5 separate regions of the Homo sapiens genome follow, and regions 2, 3, 4 and 5 are each linked to region 1. A link is a loop called in an ENCODE intact Hi-C map of the cell type or tissue named here. Cell type or tissue: B cell. All regions are shown on one strand.

Region 1 (5,000 bases):
TTACAAGAAAAAAGTCTGTACATACTCAGACTTAGCCAACCGAGTATGTACAGACGTACTTTTTAAAAATATTTTCAATCTGTGGTTGGTTGAATCCTTGGAGGCAGAACCCACCGATATGGAGGGCCAGCTGTACTTATTTCTTATGAAAAGAGGTCAATTTGATTAAGTTTCTCTGTTCCTAAAAAATTTGGAATCTGGGGCCCCAGATGCCTGGGGAAGAAAGTATGACCGAAAGCAAGAAGCTTTAACAACAGCTTACTTGATGTCTCAGCTGGAGAAGGGAGTTCCCAGGGTCTCATTAATACTCAGCAAGTCTAACAGTGAGCTACTTTGGTGAAGGCAAACAAGGAAGACTGCTTAAACACACAACAAAGCAACTAAACCTTCTACGGTACTATACTGCCAAAAGGGCAGCTTCTTCTCCTTACAGCTCTTCCATCTGACACTGGTACGGCACTGAGACTCGTCACACCATTATGTACCCAATCTCCACATTGTAGAGCATGACTCAACTATAAATGGTATGAGGACAAGGGCCCCATCCATTTTGTCCACTGTTACATCCCCAGCATCTAGCACAATGTGTGGCATATAGTCCGCTTTAAAATAAATATATGTGTCTATATGTATATACAGTCAAGCAACAATGGAAGTACCTTCTAAGAAAAGCATCACTAAGTGATTTCATTGCTGTACAAACAACACAGATTGTACCCAGACAAACCTAAATGGTATATATTTTTTATTTATATAAAATTTTATAGGGAAAATCAAATGTCCCAGCAACATTATTAAATATTAATTATACCTCTTACTTGATCTGCAATGCCAATATCAAGTGCCATACATCAGGTTTCTACATATGCTCCACTATAATCTTTTGGGACTATGTCATATATGGAGTCCATAGTAGGCTGAAGTGTCATTATGCAGTGTGTACGTGTGTGTATATGTGTTTGAAAATAATGTTTACATGTATGGTATGCTCTTAAATAAGGACCGGGAGGATAGCAAAAATAATACACACACATATGCATATATATGCTGAGTATAATAAATAGATGGCAAAAATAAAGAAAAGTATTTTACCACTTCACTTTCACCATCATAGTGTCATATTGATTTTTTACAATATGATCTGAAGATAATTTGAAGAAATTATGTAAAATATGAGATACCACATTAATAAATTTCCCTCCAAGGCAAGATTACATGTAGACCATTTAATATTCCTTCTGACCAGATCCAAGCTTTACTTATAAACAGTTTATAAGATTCTGAAGAAAATATGATTGCAATACAGTAAGATCTCTAACTGCATTCTGGCAGCACATCAAAACACATGTCCCAAGAGGCCTAATATTGCATGGTCAGCGAAGAGGAAAAGTCAAAGAAGTCTTCTACTTTGCTGTTTCTCTGAAGAGGGAATCACATTAGGCCATTAAGTAGTCAGATACATTATTTTATTGCTTGCAAAACCCTTGGGTAATAAAGAATGAGTACAAATTGCCACAGGCAGTTTTGGAAGAAAAACAGAACTGTGCAAAACAATGACAGTTGCTCTACTGCAGCACTGGACAAATGCAGTAAAGAAAACAGTACATCAGTTGCAGTTTTTCTGCTTAAGTAGAGTGCTCTGCCTTGTGTGAGAAGGAGCTATACAAGCACATAACTGCAGAATCTGTGTGTGAATGCACAAGTAGGACAAAGGTGATAGACTGTAAATGCGTTTGTAAAAGCTATCAAGTCGGATTCAGTCTGTCTTTGACTCTCTCTCTCTCACACACATACATACACACACACACGTGTGCACACACAGAGTTCCATTTCCTTCTAAATAATAAGACTGAGGAGCAGCTACAGTGAAAAGCATGCGCACTCTGGACACACAAAAGTAAAAAAGGTAAAGAGTTTTCATTGAGAGGAACATTAATATTTTTCAATGAGGATGCTAAGACAAAAATAAAGAGTGATACTTCTTTAATGTGGCCTATGAGAGAAGAAAACGACTTACTTTCTATGCAAAGAAAACTCATTTGTATCACACCTTGTACAGGTAAACAGCAAGAATGAGGGATTTATTTTCATGGGATTAAGAGAATGAAACTGGACTCACATCTTTAGCCTTGCTTGAAAAATGCTGTTAAATATCGTATGTTCTTCTAAAGACTACTCAAACTTCATTATTGTGCTACTTTAAGGTATTGTGTGAGCATTTTATCTACTTTCAATGTCAAAAACCGCAATTACTTTTGCACCAATCTAATATATACTTCTATACTGTTAAATTTTCCAAAGTATGAGAATCCTGTAACACTATGATTATAAACAATGTAAGAACTTTACATTTAATTACAGAATCTCATAAGAGTTTTTATCTGTAACAAAATACAGAGGACCCCTAACTTGTGAATTTTCAACTTTCAAAATTGTATTAAAAAAAAAAAAAACTCTAGAGCAAAAGCGCATCAACTCTACCGGCTACCAACAGAGGGCGAAAGCGGTCACATGCAGCCACTCCAACACTTCCTGCTACTTCATCTTCTACAGTTGGACAGGTTCATGCTTAGTTTCATGAAGTTTTAAATAACTGACTCTATTAAGTTTAACAAACAAAAGCATTACAAATAAGAAATGTACAACCAACCACAACAAAGTAAGAGATTTTAACAACTGAAGGTGATGAGAAAATGATGAATGTTTCTGCGAGTGGAAATAATTGTGGAGGACAAAGTGAACCCTGCAATACTGGAAATATACTGACACACAATCAAAAATAATCAACAAGAGATGAAAAAAAGCTATAAGATAGAGAATTATAAACAGAGAATATGAAATATGTAAAAACTATTTTTATTATACACTCCTATTAAAAAATACATCCATAATATTTGTATATTTATTTTTCTAATTTTCTATGTGTACCTCTGTATTTCATTCAATCTAAGAAATACATCAACTGTAGACATATTAGAACCAATGAAGTATGGTATTTGACTAATGTATTATATACGTTATGAAGCATATATGAAGTTGGAATTTTCAAAGGAAACAAACAAGAGACCTAGAGACTCTAATATTCTTCTCCCTGCACTTTAACAGACCTTTTGCACAACAGTTTGGAGATCCCCCATCAGAATATAGGATGAAATAAATAAAATGGTAGATGTTAGATCTCAATAAATGCTACTGAAAAGTAGATGCCTCATCTCCCCTATTACATTTATTATATATTGGATATCATCATCTGTGATAAACCTGACAAAACAAGCAAAAAAGCATGAAACAAATATTTCTTATAAAGCATCCCCCCAAAGTTATTCATTAGAGTAATGATGCTGTAGGAGTGAAAGGCACAGATTTTAGAGTCAGACCAACTTGGATTTGTGGCATGGCTATCTATGCCAGTCACTACTAAAAGCACCAGACACTTGCGTATTCTCATCTATAAAATGAACATAACAATCCTTACTTCACAGAACAAAAATAAGGATGAACTGTGAGTAAGCGCATATACGAAGCTTGCAGCAAATGTCTGGAACACAACAAGACTCAATAAAGGACAACAAAGAGATTATTCATGGCAACTTATTTCATCTGTTTAATTACACTAGCTTATCCAAAGTGTTGGACAGAAAGATGATATGTGAAAGGGTTTGACTTAACCAGTCTACTTCACTTAAGTCACTTTTAGATACCACAATTGCTGACACAAATACAGTATGAACCCTCAGACCAAAGCCCATTTCTGCTTATAGATGTGAGTAAATACAGGAAACGCACCAACAATGAGCAAGCATACTGGCCTCTTTATCTAACATAAGCTTCAGGGTACAGGGGTTCTTCGTGAATCTAGCACTGGAAAGTTCTATGTGCCTGCCGTAATCAGCCTCAGATGCATCTGACAGCTGATAATACTAATGGGACAACAAAGCACACTGTGAACAACACAGGCCAGAAGAATCTCCACAACAGCAAGGCTCATTTCAACAGGACAGTTTTCTTAATAAGAGCTTTTAAAACAAATGCCAATTAAATACGAATTTATTGATAATATGATCTGTAGAGCTATATTTTGCTAATTATCATTTATCAAACACTACCACTTCTTAAATACAAACACTCCTGATACACTGTTTAGGATTTCCAAAATGATCAACTAAAGGATTATTGGGCACAAACTGAAGTATGGATGGCAAAATCTTGACACAGATTGTGGGAAACAGGATGGTAGAATAACTGGCCTATACATGTGTTTTCTGACCTCTGCTGCCTCTGTTTATTGCCCTAGGATTGGCAACAGCTATTCTCAGAATAAGAAATCTGAATTCCATCTACTAACTTGAATTGACTTTCTACATGTGCTTTTCAGAATGTCAGTGTTTTAAATTTGAACTTTTAATTTATATTTTAAGGACTCCAATCTGTACTCTCCCTGAAATTGTTAAGATTCTAACCTGTAATAATACCTGTCTGTTCTTGTTGTGTACAACCATACACTACCACTGGCATCACCCTTAACATTTAATGCGGGGGGTGGGGGGGCGTGCATGTCCCTCATTTAAGGTTCAAAACTTGAGAACTCTGGTTATAACCTGGGCAATGAACTGGATCCAAGAGTCAGCGTAGTCAAGAGAATGCAGCACTAACGTCATTACCGAGTGCCATGAGAATGATAAAGGCAGTGCCTCCCTTGAAGTGTCTGAGAAAACTCATGCCCCAAGGAACGCAGAGCCTCTATCTCATTCAATGTGGACATCTTCTCCCCCACAACAGACCATAAAAGCAGTCTATACGCCAGAAACAGGAATAGAAATGGAAGATAATGCCAAAAGAATCCTGAGCAGCCCTATTAAAGATGATACGTGGAACCAAGACTTGTTGGCGGCTGAACTCACTTCCCATTAAGAACAATTCTAACTTTTGTCCATTTCCCTAGTAGATGCTATCTAGCCAACTCCCTTCACATATCACTGTTTAGGAAGATGAGATTTACT
Region 2 (5,000 bases), 130 kb after region 1:
TTAAAAATACAAAAACTTACGCATGGTGGCACGTGCCTGTAGTCCCAGCTACTCAGGGGGCTGACAGAGGAAAATCGCCTGAACTGGGGAGGCGGAGGTTCGCAGTGAGCCGAGATCATGCCACTGCACTCCAGCCTGGGCAACAGAGCAAGACGCCTTCTCAAAAAGAAACAACAACAACAAAAAAAACAAAAATTAGGCAGGCATGGTAGCTCACTCCTGTAGTCACAGCTGCTTGGGAGGCTGAAGTGGGAGGATGGCTTGAGCCCAGGAGTTTGCAACTGCAGTGAGCTACGATCATGCCACTGCACTACAGCTTGGACAACAAAGCAAAATCCTGTCTTTAATAATTTTAAGTTTTTAACCTGAAGCTTATTTATTTTAGAAATAATCAAAAATATTTTTCAATGTAATAGAAGTACTATATTGTCCATGCTTTGTCTTAGGAACAAAACATCTAAACTTTAAACTCAAGCACAAATATCAACTGAGAATAGGTCTACATATTAACTTACTGTTTTAGAAGTACTTGAAATGTGAGTCATCTAATTATTTTTCGGTATTTCCAAAAAAATTCTCAAGTAGTTTATCTAAATGCATTGTCAAATCTGGTCAAGATGAAGATTTAGTGTAAAGTAGAAATCTCTCAGAAAAAAAAAACTCCTAATAATCACTAATACCTCGCTATTTTTGTTTAAAAAAAAAGGTAAGAATTTCTAATTACTAATAATCAGAGTCCCCAAAATCAAAGGAAAAAGCACAAAGAAATGAAAACCACATATCTGCTTCTCTAGAGAAAGGAAATCATCATGGGAATAGTAGGAGTCACAATCAAGAATCACATCCAGTCCAAAGAATGTAACTCACAAGTAAACCGATCACTGTACATCAGTCTCCTAAGAAATACCTTTATGAATGAACTCAATGAGAAGCTAGTCAAAGATTAAAGCTGATCAAAGTAGTTAGCAAAAAGACATTAACAAAGTTCAATTTCACTATTAAAAAGCTCCAATTAACTTTCCAGCCTTTCAGCAATTTACAAAACTTTACCAGAACCTAAATAAGTTTACTCAATCAGAATATTTCCTATCTCCAATTTTTAAAGATGTAGATGTAAATGACAAAAGAAGAGAAGATGACGGAAGGGTATTTAAAAAAACAAAAAACAAAAAAATAACCCTGTCTATACCCACACCCCTACTTCTTTTTTTCTTTTGAGACAGAGTTTCGCTCTTTTTGTCCAACCTGGAGTGCAATGGTGCAACCTCGGCTCGTCGCAACCTCCACCTCCTGGGTTTAAGCGATTCTCCTGCCTCAGCCTCCTGAGTAGCTGGGATTACAGACTTGCACCACCACGCCCAGCTAATTTTGTATTTTTAGTAGAGACAGGGTTTCTCCATGTTGGTCAGGCTGGTCTCAAACTCCCGACCTCAGGTGAGCCACCCACCTCCGCCTCCCAAAGTGCTGGGATTACAGGCATGAGCCACCACTCCCAGCCACCCCTACTTCTTTTTAAGTACAGGGTATTTCCTAATCATAGTAAAAATCATTCAGGACTACTTCATCTACAAATCCTCAATCCATCTGATCAAATTCACCTTAACCACATTCAAAAGCATCACGAAAATATTAAGCCCACAATGCTAAATAAACTTTGGCTGAACTGCATAAAGAGAAATATTTATATGTTCTAGAGAATATGAAAAGATTCACAAGATTGTTTAAAAAATCAAAAGCTTGTTAAAAATAAAATATGACTGAAATATAATAAGCTAGAAATAATTTTTTTAATTTACTGGAACTTCCAATCAAGATGGCATCATAAATTGCTTTGAAAACCCACCCTGTTTCAAATACAAAGCAACAACAGGCAAAATCCTGGAGAAGACATTTTAAAGACCTACCTAACTAAAAAAGACCAGCATCACCATGAAACAGAAATATGTAACAGAGAGTGGGCAGAAGGTATAGGGCTGCTAGGCTCTGGTTTCAGAAGGAACCAGTGAAGGCCTAGGTTTCAGATCCTATAGAAACAGGAATAAAAGTGGCCCACCTAAGATAAGGGACTGAGGCCGAAATTGGGCTGAAAACAAACTGCTACTAACAGCTGCCTGGGGGTAAGTAAGCTGTGTGGACTTTCAGGAAGTATGTCTTCTCAGAAACTGAGTGCCTAGGAAAGTGAGAATACTAGGGCTTCAGCCACACTATCCCACTGCCTGGCCAACTGGAACAAAGATGCAGGTGTATCTACCATCAGTGGGAGACAAGTGCCCTCTGCTGCCAATCTAAGACCTTGGTGGGGGTGGGGGCAACAGGGAGAAGCAGTTAAGAATACGTGCAAAACCACTAGAAGGGACTGTGGGGAGTGGGGGGACTTCCCAGTCAAAGCTGTACCATGACATAAAGAAAACGAATAAAAACACAGCAACTGAAATACAAAATCCCTTCAAACAAAATAGAAACAGAAAAGCCTGAAAATAGTATGCTTAAAATTTTTTTCTTTTTTTGAGATAGAGTCTGGCTCTGTCACCCAGGCTAGGGTAGCACAATCTCGGCTCACTGCAACCTCCGCCTCCCAGGTTCAAAGCGATTCTCCTGCCTCAGCTTCCCAAGTAGCTGAGATTACAGGTGTGCGCTACCACACCAGCTAATTTTTGTATTTTCAGTAGAGACAGGATTTTGCCATGTTGGCCAGGCTGGTCTTGAACTCCTGACCTCAAGCGATCCACCCACCTCAGCCTCCCAAAGTGCTGGGATTACAGGCGTGAGCCACTCTTTTACTCTTTATAAAAGAGTAAAATTTCTTTTATAAAGGGAAAAAAAATCACAACAAGCAGAAGTGAAACAAGGCTAGGTGGAAATGAAAAAGAATTTAAAAGCTAAAGAATGAATATTTTAACTCAAAGTAAGTTTTAAATAATTTTAAAATAAGCAATGGAAATGAAAAACTGAGTAAGAGATAAAATGTAAACAGTAAAAATTGAAAAGGAGTTAATAAACTAGAGAATAATAATGAAGAATTTAACTAGAAAGTTGCAGAGGCAAAGAAGTTTTAAAGATATATTATGGAGGCCAGAAAACAAGGTTCAATGATATATTTAACAGCAGTTTCAGAACAAGCAAAGAGGCAATGAGAAAAGAAAAAATTACACTGAATCATATATTATCCAGATCAACAACATAACAAAGAAAATTATAACCTAATGGATAATCTAACTTTCAAGTAGCAAGAAAAAAAATTACTGGTTGAACTCATCTAGCTTAATTTTTAAATTATATTTTTTACTGTTGACCTCACTTTAGAGGGCCAAATTGTGTACAGAATACATGCTACCCAAGAACACCACAGAGGTCCTCTGGGTGTTTCCACAGAGCAAAATTGAAAACAGGGCCAATAAGTAAGGTGCAATTAACAAAAAAAAAAAAAGTCTGACTGGCCCAGTCTTCGGCTTCGGCTGCAACTTAATAGTCCTTTAAATTCAGTTTCTAACACCCAGAGAAATGACACATGAGATAAGAGTGCTTTCTTTCCAAAACGGTGGCAATAAAACTTGTGATTGGGGTAGAAGAGTACTAGAATAGTAGATTACAGAATTGAGTAACAGGATTTCTTGTTAACTAAAACCAAATATACAATCAAAAAGCAAACCTACTGCCATCAACACAATTTATTCAATCAGAAGTATCTTTTAACCTTTCTCTCCAAATTTAAAATAAATAGAAAAGTAATAATGCTGATAATTTAGGCTGCATTTATATTATAAAATTTTAACTCTCTTTTTGGTGGTCCAGCTGTGTCTACATAGCTTAAGAATCTGATGGTTTTATCTAAACTAGTTAAGACATACAGCTGGTTAAAGTTTTGTGTATTTTAGGGGCACTATCAGATTAATAAAAGTGCATTAATTTTAGCATTAGACAGACATGTCTTCAAAATTTGAAGGCATTTATATCTAGTTATATACTTAGTAATTCTTTTTGATGGGAATACATATCAATGGGAATCTTTCAAAGATATATAGTAGTTTGAACAGTAACCATATTAAGTCTGAAAACACAAACAATAAGACAGAACATCAGTTCAGTGTCTCTCTCTCAAGACAAAGCATACTCTTTGCTGGTGATAAACAGCACACTCACTTTACTTTAGTCTAAGCCTCCACCCACATAATCCTTAAAATTATATTAAGCTCCGGTGGATGAAAATACAGCAGCAGTCCTGCAGCCTAACTGCAAAGATGAAACCGTGTACTCGGCTGAAGGGCTGGTCTCCCTAACTAGCACGGTTCAGTCAGCATCTATCTGACAGCACAAGATACACAGCACACGCTTTCTTTAGTTATCTGTACATGTCAGTAGGACTCTGGCCCACTGCCATAAGGAACTCTATCTCTGTTCTCTGCTTTATCTCGTTGTCCATTCTTCAGTCATTTAGCACAACCACTACTTTATTTTCATCAGTAAGATGTTCTTCTGGGACACAAATGGGAGCTCCAACTGCTTCAAAAGCAGTTACTTGGCCAGGCGTGGTGGCTCACCCCTGTAATCCCAGCATTTTGGGAGGCCGAGGCGGGCGGATCACCTGAGGTCAGGAGTTCAAGACCAGCCTGACCAACATGGAGAAACTCCATCTCTACTAAAAATACAAAATTAGCCGGACATGGTGGCGCATGCCTATAATTTCAGCTACTCGGGAGGCTGAGGCAGGAGAATCATTGAACCCAGGATTCGGAGGTTGTGGTGAGCAGAGATTGTGCCATTGCACTCCAGCCTGGGCAATAAGAGTGAAACTCCGTCTCAAAAAAAGAAAAAAAGGAAAAAAAAAAAGCAGTTACTCACCAGCTGCTAGCTAAAAATCATGAAAATTAGAAAGCAACTCTTTATGATTTTTTAATCAAAGTAGTGTAACATTTTAAATTGGCATTTATCACCCAGCAATCCATTTCTTTTGTAGAAAGCCAAAAGAATTTTAACATGTTCATATAAAAGCAAGAATTTCC
Region 3 (5,000 bases), 57 kb before region 1:
AAAAAGGAACAATACGCTGTTCAATACAATAGTACCAAGAGCATGAATATGGGGACAGAGCAATCAGGCAAGACTATCTCAAACGTTCTGCCTCCAAAGTCTTCCCACACATGTTGTACTGACATAGATAGAAACCCACACCATGCTGGACTCTCTCTCTGTTAAATGGTACCTTATTCTTTTTCAGGGAATCTTTCTCCGTCCCTTGTTTGCATTTCTTGTTGGCTGTAAAGATGTATTTTATGTCACCATCTTCAAAGGTATATGGGTCATTCACTTCTCCCAAACTGTCTCCAGGTTGTTGTGATAGAGGCAATGGGTCAAGGAAGTGGAGTGGCTGCAACTGGGGCTGTTTGTCTTGCCAGATTTTAAACCGTTTGTTAGGTTGTGCTAAGAGTCTAAAAGACAAAAAAAAAAAAAAAAAAAAGAGCATTTATGCCTTAAAGCATTTACAAAGTTTAAACTTTTTGTAAAAACAACTAAAAATTCACCGATATAGTGATTTGCTTTTACAGTTTATATTCATGATTAAATAAAAATTAGCATACTTTGTCAAGAATATATGTTTTTGTCTCTGGGTCCATCAATTCCACTTAAGAGCACAGGTTCTCAGGACAGACTGCCTAGTTTCAAATTCCATCTGTGTCATTTACTAACTGCATGGCCCTAGTTTCTCAGTTATAAAATTAACGTAATAATATGGTACAGTGAAGATTAAATGAGATCATCTATGTAAAGTTTTAGAATGGGTGGCTCAAAAGAGCTATAAATATTATACTAGATACATGATACATACACCTGAATGCAGGCAAAGCCTTCCTCAAAAATGTCAACATACAAAGAAGGCACTGACAGCAGTATGGAAAGTCTTATAAAGCTATATTCTTTAATTAACAAACAGTAGGGCAAAAATGTATTAATATATTTGGAGTGTACTTAAATGGCATAAAGAGTTCTTTATATGCCCATGTGTCAAATGACATGTGTGCTAACCTATAAGTAGGACAAAGCATTTGACCATTAAACATTTTCCATATCCGGAGTCAAGAAGGACAAAGAAAAGCCTACTTCAATTTTGAATCTGAAAGTTTAGCAGGTAGAGATGGGGAGGGAGCCCATGCCCTTCCGGTGGACGGGTGGGTGGTGCAGAGAGCTGTCTTACCTTTGCAATGCAGTGCTCTCTGAGTTTACCTCCATTTTGGCATCACATCTCTCACCCTGGAGCTCTGGAGGCCTGAACTCAGCATCATCACTGGGTGGGAGACGATAACTATGCCACCACTTTTCTGATGACTCCGGGTTCGAGGGCCTAATCCCACAATATAAGGCTGTCTCGCTGACCTCTGCCATGAGAGGCAGTCTTTGGCCTACGAGGACAGTTCTGTCATCCAGAGTAGACAACTGCTGGAGTTCTAGTCCATTTCCATAAAGGGCTGGATTCACAGGGACCGATGGTGGGTCCAAACTCTCTGTTTCCTGACCTCGTGGCTGAGGGCTGAGTGTTGGTGGCAGAGGGGATATAGGGGAATGAGGTGAATCCATAGGATTCAGATTCATTTGCTTGCTTGTATTTCTGGAAGGCACGGCCATTTGCTTATCATATTTCCTACTGCTAGACACCTCTAAGGAGGAGTCTATCCCTGCCAACCCTAGTTTCTGTCCTGGTGTATCTTGCTCCATGCATAATTCTTCGGCCACAGAGGGCCTATGGTGAAATGGTATTAAGGGTCTCTTTTGCAGCTTGTCTCCTTTTTCCTGTCTTTCTGCTGTTTTGTGCTTAGAAGAAGCAGGAGGTGGTAAAGATGAAGATGATGATGGTCCTGCACTGAACCCTGGTTGAGATACTGTGGGAGGTCGATTGGGCCCGACTGCACAACGTTTTAAAAGCTTATGCCTAAAATGAGAGTAAACAATTACATCATTATAACATTAAGAAAAGAGATTCTCTGACAAAATTTTGCCTTTTAAAGCATACATTAGATGTACTAATACATATAAAAGGGCTCTAAGTTTTTAATTATACTTATATAACTAAAAAACACAATACACCCCAATGAAAAATGAAGAATCAATCACATACAAGTTAAGCAGATAAGAAATGGGCACAGCAAAAGATGTAAGGTACATTGCTAATCCCTACAAATCACTGATTCAAAAAAACCCAAATCTTTTAGATTTGGTGAGGGCCTCAGATAACCTATTCATACTGCATCTTAAAACCATGAGAGTAGAGTCATGAGATTCTCTGCCAAGAAACAACAAAGCTTCCAATTTCTATTTTATAACACTCTACTAACTGTAATATAGAATGGCTTATAATGGCTTGTAGTGCTGTAAATTGGGAATAAAATAACTACGCAACTACTCTGCCTCAAAGTGTGGAACTAAAACAGTAAGTTTCAATCCTAAGAACATTTAATAGGATAAATATACTAGAAACTTTATGTGCCACTATATCTAGGCAAGAAGGGATAAAAGACAACTTTGGATCTTACAGACACACGTTAAAATGACAGAAGTTAACACCACACATACACAAATGCACCTGAACCATCTAAGCAGAAAAACCAAGTCGGCTCACATCTTAACACACTTCTTGGCAAGCATGGGTGTGAAAAATGGCTCAGTAAGAGCCCACTACATGATGCCAAGGTTTAATCTGTACAACAAAGTTATACTGCATGTCAGCCAGTACCTCCCAATATATAAATCATTCCCGGGGAAAAATATGAGGTCTCCTGCCGGTGTAGTAGTAACTCTCTGAGGCCACTAGGGTGGCATTAAATTACTGCTGCATTGCCCTAAATGATGCCCTAGTGAGCAGTAAAACGGATTTGTGGGGCATAATGGGATGGTTTAGTGGGACAGCAGGATGGCTGCCCTGCTCCATAAGGCCATTAAAGAGTGGAAGGAGTGGTCTGTACCATAATGGGTTTGGTAATCCTGCAGCAGATAATCTGCAAATACTCTTGCCAAAGTCTTTGCTACTCTAAAAAAATAAAAACAAACACTCCTGAACTTCTTGTCTTTAAGCTCAATGAGCATGGTACCACAGTAACATGTGAACGTCTCATCAGAAAGTATCTCAATAACTTATGAAGGTACTTACTTTAAAACCTAAAATTTAAAAGTCTTTTAGACTTTTTTTCTCAGAGAGCATTTACCCGCACTAGTTCTTTGAGAGACACTTTATGATACCCTCTTCAAAGTAAAGATTTTTTGCAAAGTGGATAATCTAATCATAAAGTAAGTTTTTTCAACTGTATTTAATGATTCAGCTACATTGCAAAAAGGTTAGAATGAGGAATGCACAGTAGGTAGGAGAGAATCACAGTGCGTCTCAGCAGGAAAAGAACCTGATGCAGGCAGTGGGAAAATCAGACGAAGTCGGCACACTATATGGGTGACTGGTGGTAGGAAGAAACCTGAGGCAGGGCCCAAGCATGTAGAAATAGATCATGACTAAAAGAACAAGGAAAGGAGAAGGATTACAATAGGCATTTCAAAGGAAGTCAGTGTGAAATCCAGTGACAGATTACATCTAACAAGTCTGTAGGCTGGGAAGAGAAAATTGTGATAAAAATGACCACAATAGGGTTCCAGGTTTGCAGGGAAGCATACATGGCAAAAATTAAGGATTTTTCTTTTTTTTTTTTTTTGAGATGGAGTCTCGCTCTGTCTAGGCTGGAGTACAGTGGTGCGATCTCGGCTCACTGCAACCTCCGCCTCCCGGGTTCAAGCAATTCTCCTGCCTCAGCCTCCTGAGCAGCTGGGATTACAGACACGCACCACCATGGCTGGCTAATTTGTGTTTTTGTTTTTTTTTTAAGTAGAAATGGGGTTTCACCATGTTGGTCAGGCTGGTCTCGAACTCTTGACCTCGTGATCTGCCTGCCTTGGCCTCCCAAAGTGCTAGGATTACAGGCGTGAGCCACTGCACCCAGCCTAAGGATTTTTCTTAAAGGCATCCCCCAAAATACAAGACTATGTGAAAGTCAGGTTGGGACAGAAGTTGGAAAGTCAATGGAATGGTGCCTTGGTATGCATATGGTTATAAAAAAAAGACCTGAAGATATATGCATTTGGCAAAGAAATACAACAATAATTCCAGAAAACAAAAAGCAAAGCATTATTTGTTTATTTACACTTAACGTGTTACAAAAATAATTCCAGGTAGCTAATAAAAATGTGTAAAAGTCAGTAAATACGTTATCTTTTTAAGTGAAAAAATCTGGGCTAAGGAAAGAGCAGGGAAAATAAGATGAAAGAAAAGTTAAATACACTACAGTTTATATCCTATGTATGTGCTAAAGGCGGGCCTTAACTTGGCTGTGAGCTGTCCATAAGTCAAAGTTACTGGGAAAATACTTTTTGTCACACAATTCACAAGAGCCTAGAGACAAGAGTAAAGTAGGTATTCACCTACTAACACCAGAGAGAGGCTCTCACATGCTCAGAGAGGGAACCCTTAATGAGCAAGCAACTTCTTCAAAAACATCCTCCCTGAAAAATCAATAATGAGTTTCATTAGGCTTATCCTTACATCTCTCAACAAGAGGCTACCAAGGCAGAGCTCGATAAAGAATCAATTCAAGGGGCAGGGGAGAAGAGGAAAACGTGTCAAAGCTGTTCCCTAAGTGTACACACGCAGCAGTCTGCATATATGCAGGGGGCGTATGGACTACCTCCTCAGCCTGAAGCCAAGTCACTCATGCTACATTAAGAAACCCTGATCTCACCAGAGACATGAATGGCCATCTTCTAAATATGCTTATCTCACCTGAACTTTTTATCAACATTGAACAGTATCAAATTTGAAAGTGTATATTTCAGAAGCAGGGCTACTCAAAATAGCCCAGTCGTGGTGAAAAATCATCACCACTTCTTCTAACTGTCAAATGAGCTGGGGGTTAAGACTTATGCCCAGTTAAAGAATTTAAGAACCCTAATGAAAACCTATGATGGTAAGATTCTTTACTACAACAAAGAGTGGTAAGTCA
Region 4 (5,000 bases), 170 kb after region 1:
TTATTTATTGAGATGGAGTCTTGCTGTGTTGCCCAGCAGAGTGCTGTGGCGTGATCTCAGCCCACTGTAACCTCTGCCTCCCGGTTTCCAGCGACTGTCCTGTCTCAGCCTCTCCAGTAGCTGGGATTACAGGCACCCACCACCATGCCCAGCTAATTTTTGTTTATTTTTACTAGAGAGGGGGTTTCACTATGTTGGCCAGGCTGGTCTCCAACTCCTGAACTCAGGTGATCCTCCTGCCTAGGCCTCCCAAAGTGCAGGGATTACAGGCGTGAGCCACCGTGACCAGCCAGGAAATGCCAAATAACATAAATAAGCAGCAATGTAAGAAACAGTAAAATGTCCCTATTTAAAAAATGTTACAAATAATGGTAATCTCATGCTTAACATTAAAGCCTGCTAAAAGGATTCTGCTACTATTTATTTATTTTATTTTTTGAGACAGGTGTCACTTTGTTGCCCAGGATGGAGTGCAGTGGCATTATCTCTGCTCACTGCAACCTTGGCCTCCTGGGTTTAAGTGATCCTCCAGCCCCAGTCACCCGAGTAGTTGGAATTACAGGTGCACGTCACCACACCTGGCTAATTTTTTTTTTTTATTTTTTGTAAACACAGGGTTTCACCATATTGGTCAGGCTGGTCTCAAATTCCTGGCCTCAAGCATTTGGGCCCCCTCAGCCTCCCAAAGTGTTGGGATAACCAGCGTGAGCCACCATGCTCCGCCTATAATTTATTTTACCCAAAATAAAATGACTCAAATATATTAGAGAATGAAATAGATTCTAAAATATCTCCACTTTGTATGGCTACCAATTAAAATATTCTCTTTGTATCCTTCAGTTTTTCATGACTGCTATCGTATTTCCCCTTATTTGAAACAAAGTTGTCTTTATGACTTATTTTTCTAATTAAGGCTAGATATTTTCTGTTATTAGGTTGAACCATACATTACCTTTTTCAACTACTTTTACCTACAAAAATGGACACTTCATATAAATGAATCTAAAAACTTGCTCAAAATTCATATTAAAAAGAGGAGACGCACTCAATGAAATTATAATTATTCCATTACTGTAATACTTTCCTGATAGAATACAAAATATAAACAGTTTATACCACTATCAAACTCCAAAGAAAAGTAATCATTCCCAAGAGAAAATATTCACAATACTACATTTAATTAGAAAATTAGAAAAACTGTATGGTACCAATTTCATTTACACATAAAACATCTAAAACTCTTTCAGACTTCAGTATTTTTATTTCTTTGTTCTCTCCATATGATGACTGTTTTCCTAATTTTCTAACTTAAATGTAGTGTTTCTGTAATTTTAAAAATATCTAAAAATAATTCAATCTTTGCTTAACTCTTTACCAAAAAATACTTAAGATATTAATTTACACATGCAATCTAAAGCAACTATCCCAAAATTTAAATGCCCTACTCCTTTTTGTTAACTCAGTAACAAAGCCCATGAAAAATAACACAATAATTTAATAAGCTATTTCTAAGAACACTGACGATTTTCTCCGTTGGCATAGATAAATAAATTTATTCTATATTATCAACTAAATAACCCTCATTAGCAGTTGGGTTTGGTTTCCTCATCATTACAAAATTATATGTACCACACTAACAAAGAGCAGACCAAAAAGCTAAAACGTAAGAGATTAATACAGAGAAACAGAAGATGACAGTCAGAAACAATCATGAAAGATAAGAAAGACACTTTTTAAAAAGCTTTATACCTCTCTACTACATAGGGAAAAAAAGTAAAAATATGTTTTCATATTTTAATGGACAAACAAAAATGTTGTAATTATCTTCTAGGTGACATCTTATTTTTAAAATTCTGATAAACAGAATCCAGATGTTCTGAAACTCTAATTTTACCTAAGTTAACTGCTAACTACATAGAACAGGCTTTGAGATGAATGTTAAGTTCTGGGACTTTGCTGATTACCCAGCTAAGCAAGCAATGTCACCCACAATGGTTCTCTTATTTATAGACCAAATACCCTAAAAAATATCAGGATAAAGGTTTGAGCTGAACAGACAAATGGACCATAAAGTAAACAGTTCAATTAGTCCATTGTGGTTTACCGCCCTCTGGCTGCTGTGGCAGGAGATATCACAGATAAAAAATGGCTGCCAAGAAAAACTAGCAAGGTGTCAAGCAAAAGTTGGCAGGAAATCCTTCAGGCAAATGTAAAAGCTTTAGAACAGAGCCTCGAACATACATTACAGTTAGTTTTACTCCTTCCTTTAAAAAAAAAAAACATTAAAAACATCAAGTAACAAAACATTTCAAACACGATCTGAAATTTTTCAGACACAGATTAACACAATATAGTTTGGAGATAATAAAAGATGGTTCTAAGAGACTAAGTCAAAAAGAGTTAATACCCTAACTAAAGATTAGAATTAGTCTTGCTTGAGAAAATCCCTTTGCATACTAAATAGAAACACTTAGATAAAAAGGTAAAAATTTTTACCAGAAATTCAAAGACAACTGATAAAAGTTCCTGCTCATAAAACTGTGGTAAATATATAAAGCAGCACAGAAAAATGAAACTCTTACATTAATTCAGTTTCCAGATATCAGATGCAATCTGAAGCTAAAAATCAGGCAACACCGGAGCCAATGTTTCCTGGAATCACCAAATTACATGAAAAACAGAAATAAAAGCAAAAGAAAATTTGCTACACCCAATTCAGACCAGATCCCATATATTCATCTTTCCTCAAAATACTATTCAATGTAATCTCACAATTTTGTCCAATTAGGCTCAAAACTAAATTTCTGTATCACTCTCCAATTTTCCACCAAAGAGTTCAGCTGGCAGTGAACCATAACAACCACAGTCCAAGGAAAAAAACAGTAACTGTTCAATTCACTGTCTTGTTAGTTACTCACAATTCACTATCATTTAAAAACAGTGGATCTTAGCCTGGTTTCCACCCCACCGCACCCAGGAGACACAATACTCTCATTTAACAGCAGCGGTTCACAAGGTTCTGATTCTCAGCATAACTGGAAAAGGACAAGAGTTAGGAAAAAAAAACAGGGATGGGAGGAAGAGGGGTGAGAATGTTCCTTTTGAGAGAGACATCCATGAAACACTTAAGATCGTTCTTTTAGACAAGTCTTAATAATCTGTTTGAAATTTATCAATGTTCAAAAAAATATGATGCAAATAATTTTTAAGAAAAAAACAGAAACCTTACCCTGCAGTTCATGATGTATTACACCCACTAGGTTGGGTTCATCTCCCCACCAGAATATCCATAACTCTTTGCAATCTGGTTTGACATCACGACGCCATACACAAAGCAGGTTAGCTTGCAGACAGCGGATGAAACTTAACAGAATTGGATCATCTTGGGCTGGGGCTGAAATTATGGGTCCACAGTCCCCATGCCCTCCAAAATTGTACCTACGCCATTTGATTCCCGTGAGTTCAGCCTGGAAAAAGACAAAAAATTGTAATCGTTTTCTCATTTTACTTACAGACCACTAAAAACAGTCTTCCATACAGAAAAGCAATTGTGCTAAAATAAATATTTACACGAAACTTCATATCATAAGATTCCTCCCAGTGAAGAATGTATGTCAATCTTCTCGAATTTTAAGGTGGGAGAAACTTTCTATCAAGATTTCTACATAGCTCTTTACATTAAATACTAAAATAAAACAAGCTGATAATCATTATTTCCTGTTGAATAATTTAATTTGTCTAAACACTTACTATAAAGTCTCTATGCAGAAAACTATTTTCTATGTTATCATTCAATATTCAACTCACAAATTATATTTAGAAATCAAGTAAGATTTTAAAAATAAGTTTGTATATATGAAATAATTTCTTTCAAATAATTTCTTCCCATCCACAAGCCACAGTTTAAGTCCTTTTTTAATTAGGGAAGCAGTTAGCATGAAGTACGAGAGTGTTTCATCATGAATGCCAAAAGTCTATTTAGGTAGAAGCAATTAAGAAAACTGATACAAAGTTATCAGCAATTTATTCATGTTTTTTAACATGTAGCAAACAGAAAAGCTTTGCTTCTATAACAATTCCCTAATGTAGTTTGGTATTTTATTTTTTACACACATTGTAAAACATGAGAACTTGCAACCAGCAGAGAACAAATACTGTATCTTTGATCCATTACATACGTTTATATTTCAAGATGTCTTAAATCTTAAGTTAAGAGCTAAACTTCAAAGAGGTTTCAACACAAGCGAAAGCTAAATTTCTTAAAGTTATAAACTACAGCTATATATTGAAAACTAATAGTAAAACAGATTCATAATTTAATTCTGTACCAAACAGCCCAGGTGGCCCTTGCATTGAATCCTTACTCACGCATCTCCTTCCCCACAAGGTCAGTTATTTTTGTTAGCAAGTTGTTTGCAAAAATAACATGTACCACTAGGTAGAAAACAGCCATATCTTCTACTAACATAATTGAAACATATTAAAAGTGCTAAAGCAATCAATCACTATAATGACCACATTTAAGAAAAAGAAAAATCACCTTTCATTTAATCCAAATTAAAAAGGTTTTGCTTCAGGCTGAGCACGGTGGTTCACGCCTGTAATCCCAGCACTTTGGGAGGCCTAGGCGGGCAGATCATGAGGTCAGGAGTTCGAGACCAGCCTGACCAACATGCTGAAACCCCGTCTCCACTAAAAATACCAAAATTAGCCGGGCGTGGTGGCGTGTGCCTGTAATCTCAGCTACTCAGGAGGCTGAGGCACAAGAATTGCTTGAACTTGGAAGGCGGAGGTTGCAGTGAGCCGAGATCGTGCCACGGCACTCCAGCCTGAGTGACATGCCACAGCACTCCAGCCAGGGTGACAGAGTGAGACTCTGTTTCAAAAAACAAAAACAAACAAACAACAAAAAAAAAGGTTTTGCTTCAAAAAAGTTACAAAGATAATATACAAACTAAAAATATCTAAAAATCAGTAACTTATATTTTACGCTGAGATAC
Region 5 (5,000 bases), 640 kb after region 1:
GATGGAAGCCCAGGTCTGTCTGCTCAAGCCCACTCAGCTCTCTGTGCTGGGTTCCATTCTCCCATGCCACACATACAAGTGTATTCTTAGTATGTTTCTTTCCTTTGCTTTTTTCGTTGAAGAGCTGGGGTCTCACTATGCTGCCCAGACTGGTCTCAAACTCCTGGGCTCAAGTGATCCTCCCACATCAGCCTCCCAAAGTGCTGGGATTACAGGCATGAGCCACCGCCCCTGGCCATCTTCGTATATTTCTTAGTATATTCAGAGTTGCACAGCCATTCTCACAATCAATTCTAGAATATTTTCATTACCTCCCTGAAAGAAATCCCATATCAATTAGCCATCACTCCCCATTTCCCCCAGTCCCTTCAGCCCCAAGCAACCACTAATCTACTTTCTGTCTCTACAGATGTGCCTATATTCCGATTTGCCATTTCTCGTTAAGTGGAATCATAGATGATGTGGCCTTTGTGACTAGCTTCTTGTTTAGGATTTAGCATCAGGCTGCCGAGTTTCATCCATGTTGTAGCATGGATCAGCACTTCCTTCCTTTTTGTGGCTGAGTAATATTCCACTGTTTGGGTAGACCACATTTTGTTTATGGTTGAATAATATTCCACTGCATGGGTAGACCACATTTTGTTTAAATATTCCTCTGCTGATGAACATCTGGGCTATTTCTACCTTGTGGCTACTGGAATAGTGCTGTTGTAAATATTTGTGTACACATTTTTCCGTACATTTTAGAAAATCACATTTTTGTGCCTTTTGTTAAAGACTGAAAGAAAAGTTATAAACACATGCTCTCATTGAACAGTGTTACAAATATTTATTGAAACGACTGAGGCATTTAGGGCAGGATAAAGCAGCTGGGTATGGTAAAAAGAAAAGTGAGTCAAAAGTCAAGGCCGGGCATGGTGGCTCACGCCTGTAATCCCAGCATTTTGGGAGGCCGAGGCGGGGGGATTGTTTAAGTCCAGGAGTTCGAGACCAGCCTGGCCAACATAGCGAAATCCTGTCTCTGCTAAAAATACAAATATTAGCTGGGCATGGTGGTTTGTGCCTGTAGTCCCAGCTACTTGGGGGGCTGAGGCAGGAGGATCACTTGAACCTTGGGAGGTTGAGGCTGCAGTGAGCCGTGATCGCACCACTGCACTCCAGCCTGGGTGAAGGAATGAGACCCTGTCTCAAAAAAAAAAAAACAAAAAAGTCAACATACAGAATGATTGATCTTTTTGATTCATTCACTAAATACTTATTAAAATATCTCCTGAGCATAAGATGGTATCCTGGGTACTGATGATTTCACTCCCTAGCTAGTCTATCATTCCATTATTATTATTATTATTATTATTATTATTATTATTATTATTATTTTCAGATGGAGATTCACTCTTTTCACCCAGGCTGGACTGCAGTGGCATAATCTCTGCTCACTGCAACCTCCACCTCCCAGGTTCAAGCGATTCTCCTGCCTCAACCTCCCGAGTAGCTGGGATTACATGTGCATGCCACCAGCCCTGGCTAATTTTTGTATTTTTAGTAGACATAAGGTTTCCCATGTTGGCCAGGCTGGTCTCCAACTCCTGACCCCAAGTGATCCGCCCGCCTTGGCCCCTCAAAGTGCTGGGATTACAGGTGTGAGCCACTGCACCTGGCCTATCATTCCTTGAAAAATACAAAGTTGCTGCTGTTCTAGAAAACAATCAAAGGTCAATCATTTGTCTTTTCAGGGCCTCCTCTTCTCATCAGCAGGCAGGGACAGTGCATCGACCCAGAGGCCTGGGAGAGGCAGGAATAATGATGCGCCAGAGAGAATTCTGGCTTCGGGAGAATCAGAGACTTAACAAATATAATGCTGACAATATGACCATTATGACACAAGAAACTATTTGTATCCATTGTCCTTTCCTCGCCTGAAATAACCTATTGCTTCCTACTCGGTGATGACATTTTTCAGGCACCAAGAGTTGCCCGTGGAACAAGAAGTACATAAACTTCCTTGCTTTGTAGAAAACAGATTCCGTTTTATAAGTGGTTTAGTATTTAGACACTACCTCCAAAGGTTGGGAAGGCCCTTACAAAGCAACAGGAGTCGGCCAGAATGAAAAGAATCAGCCGATGGCTGGGAGGCGGAGGCTTCAGTGAGCCGAGATCGCACCACTGCACTCCAGCCTGGGCGACAAAAGTGAGACTCCATCTCAAAAAAATAAAAATAAAAAAATAAAAATAAATAAAGGAATGATAGACTTGCCAATCTGCCTTGGAGAAGCAACAGACGGCTAAATCGTAGGGTTCCTGGCATTGCATTTGCCCACATTTGCCAGCAGATGGCGACGTGATCCTGCAATGTTGCATTAGTGCAACCCCGGGCAATGAAAGGTCAGGGACAGGGCACCTGAAGCTGGCTACTTGGAGACTTGGGAACCTCATCTATTGCTTTGCAGAGGTCCGAACACCACTAAACACATTTGGGAGGGAGGAACAGAGGAAGGTCGACCAATGACGTGTTTAAAACAGCTGCAAGGATCGGATGAAATTTGCAATTGGCTTGAGCTTGAACTCCAGATAATCTCCAGAATAAAGACATGGGGGTGGGAGTTAAAACAAAGAACTTGATGCAAATTAGGGTCAAACAATGATCCCCTTATGGCACATCCATTCCAAGGAATATCTTCAGTCATTAGAAAACCAAGTGGTGGTCTGAGCACGGTGGCTCATGCCTGTAATCCCAGGGCTTTGAGAGGCTGAGGCAGGCAGATCACTTGAGGCTGATTCAAAACCAGCCTGGCCAACATGGCAAAACCCCATCTTTACTAAAAACACAAAAATTAGCCGGGCATGGTGGCATGCACCTGTAATCCCAGCTACTCTGGAGGCTGAGGCAGGAGAATCTCTTGAACCTCAGAGGCAGAGGTTGCAGTGAGCTGAGACCACACCACTGCACTCCAGCCTGGGTGACCCAGTGAGACTCTGTCTCAAAAAAAGAAAAAAAGAAAAAAAAATTAGACAAATTGAACTTCATCAAAATTAAACTTCTATGCTTCCAAGAACGCCATCAAAAAAGTGAAAAAAACCAACCACAGAAAGGGAGGAAATATTTGCAAATCTGATCTAGAATATATAAAGAATTCTAACAACTCAAAAATGAAAAGACATAAAAGCTAATTTTAAAATGGGCAAAGGATTTAGATACATCTCTCTCCAGAGAAGATACACAAATGGCCAATAAGCACATGAAAAGATGTTCAACATCATCAGCCATCAGAGATGTGCAAGTCAAAACCATCCTGCGATAGACCCCACTTTACATCCACTAGGATGGCTATAATTTTAAAAAGCAGACAATGACAAGTGTTGGCAAGGATGTGATGAGAAATTGGAATCCTTGTACATTGTGGGTGGAAATGCAAAATGGTATAGCTGCTTTGGCAAACAGTCTAGTAGTTCCTCAAAAGGGGAAACACTGATCAAATTTGACCCAGCAATTCCACTCTTTCATATCCCAAGAAAACTAAAAACATAATTCATGTCCACGAAAAACTTGGACATGAATTTTAAAGCAGCATTATTGGCCAGGTGTAGTGGCTCACGCTTGTAATTCTAGCACTTTGGGAGGCCAAGGCGGGCAGATCACTTGAGGTCAGGAGTTCAAGACCAGCCTGGCCAACATGGCGAAACCCTGTCTTTACTAAAAAAAAAAAAAATACAAAAATTAGCCAGGCATGGTGGCACATGCCTGTAATCCCACTATTTGGGAGGCTGAGGCAGGAGATAACTTGAACCCGGGAGGCAGAGGTGGCAGTGAGCCAAGATCGCACCACTGCACTCCAGCCTGGGCAATAGAGCGAGACTGTCTCAAAAAAAAAAAAAAAAAGAAATAAAGAAAAGAACAGAAAAAAATCATTATTCATGAGAGCCAAAAGCGGAAACAATCCAGATGTCCATCAACAGATGAGTATTTTAACAAAATGTGGTATAGCCACACAATGGAATACTATTCGGTCATACAAAGGGATGGAGTACTGGTCCATGCTACAACATGATTGAACCTTGAAAACATCATTTTAAGTGAAGGAAGCCAGACACAAAAGACTCTACTAAAAAGACCCTGTCTCCACTAAAAATACAAAAATTAGCCGGGCATGGTGGCATGTGCCTGTAGTCCCAGCAACTCGGGAGGTTGAGGCAGGAGAATCACCCAAACCCGGGAGGTGGAGGTTGCAGTGAGCTGAGATTGTGCCACTGCACTCCAGCCTGGCTGACAAGAGCGGAACTCCATCTCAATCAATCAATCAATCAATCAATCAATAAAATTGATAGTGGTAATGGATGCACAACTCTGTGAATAAAGTCATTGACTTGTATACTTCAAATGGGTGAATTGTAAGTAAATTATATCTCAATAAAGCTGTTACCAAAAAATCAAATGCTAGACTATTTAACATGGAAAACCATTCCCATTACATTGTTAGGTGAAGAAAGGGAGAGAGAGAGAATGGGGCCCCAGGGCTGCTGGGTTCCATAGCTCCCTGTGAATGATGGCCCTTGGAGATGCAGAATGAAATGTGGGATTTCACCCCTCTCCATGATCCATGCATGCGTGGTGGAAATTGACTCTGGCTGCCCAACTCCGCAGTGGCGTGCAACTCACTTTCTCTCCAACTCATCCTTCAAAGCCCTTTAAGGGATATTTGGTTACAACATGGTAAAATATAATGAGATTCCAATTTTTGTTTCTATTAAATATATTAATATATAAGCGCATGTGTGCATGAAAATAGATACACATCAAAGGATAACAGTGGTTGTCTACAGGTAGAAAGGTTATGGAGCTTTTATTTTCTCCTTCATATTTGTATTGCTCTAATTTTCTGTAATGCAGTGTATTAATTTGCAATTAGAAAAATATATATATGTATTTTAAAATGTGTCTATAACCCCAACACTTTGGGAGGCCAAGGTGGGCAGATTGCTAGAGTCTAGGAGTTCAAGACCAC

The links. A loop is a pair of places that touch in the nucleus more often than their neighbours do. Peaks named below come from ENCODE experiments on the same cell type or tissue, not always from the same donor. Only the 100,000 strongest peaks of a DNase experiment are listed, where the experiment ranks them.
Region 2: a loop joins it to region 1, with 2.0 times the contacts of the local background. A loop is called at or near these places in 6 of 110 quality-filtered maps.
Region 3: it touches region 1 in a loop (2.0-fold over the local background); 5 of 110 quality-filtered maps call a loop at or near these places.
Region 4: a loop joins it to region 1, with 9 times the contacts of the local background. A loop is called at or near these places in 26 of 110 quality-filtered maps.
Region 5: it touches region 1 in a loop (3-fold over the local background); 8 of 110 quality-filtered maps call a loop at or near these places.

The regions. Positions count from the first base shown.
Region 1 is chr12:116,064,321-116,069,320 of GRCh38, forward strand. All of the region lies in intron 4 of MED13L (mediator complex subunit 13L), which reads right to left. Among named protein-coding and RNA genes, the nearest start is that of MIR620, 82 kb to the right of the region's middle. In B cell, CTCF peaks have their summits at 2,489 (motif pointing right) and 2,693; a DNase peak (open chromatin) is centred at 2,511; H3K27ac peaks cover 1,641 bases.
Region 2 is chr12:116,192,967-116,197,966 of GRCh38, forward strand. The region is part of intron 2 of MED13L (mediator complex subunit 13L); the gene reads right to left. Among named protein-coding and RNA genes, the nearest start is that of MIR620, 47 kb to the left of the region's middle. RefSeq lists an enhancer at 4,218-4,512 and a silencer at 4,218-4,512. In B cell, CTCF peaks have their summits at 2,303 (motif pointing left) and 2,508; DNase peaks (open chromatin) are centred at 2,215 and 2,855; H3K4me3 peaks cover 1,339 bases; H3K27ac peaks cover 4,178 bases.
Region 3 is chr12:116,007,239-116,012,238 of GRCh38, forward strand. MED13L (mediator complex subunit 13L) reads right to left here. Exons shown (of 31, transcript NM_015335.5): 10 at 1,163-1,894; 11 at 173-398. Among named protein-coding and RNA genes, the nearest start is that of LINC02463, 120 kb to the left of the region's middle. In B cell, a CTCF peak has its summit at 2,763; no DNase peak of the experiment used is centred here.
Region 4 is chr12:116,234,239-116,239,238 of GRCh38, forward strand. MED13L (mediator complex subunit 13L) reads right to left here. Exons shown (of 31, transcript NM_015335.5): 2 at 3,230-3,467. Among named protein-coding and RNA genes, the nearest start is that of MED13L, 41 kb to the right of the region's middle. RefSeq lists an enhancer at 2,937-3,081 and a cis regulatory region at 3,009. In B cell, CTCF peaks have their summits at 2,098 and 2,299; a DNase peak (open chromatin) is centred at 2,113; H3K27ac peaks cover 1,204 bases.
Region 5 is chr12:116,701,060-116,706,059 of GRCh38, forward strand. No RefSeq gene overlaps it. Among named protein-coding and RNA genes, the nearest start is that of SPRING1, 35 kb to the right of the region's middle. In B cell, CTCF peaks have their summits at 2,338 (motif pointing right) and 2,537; a DNase peak (open chromatin) is centred at 2,352.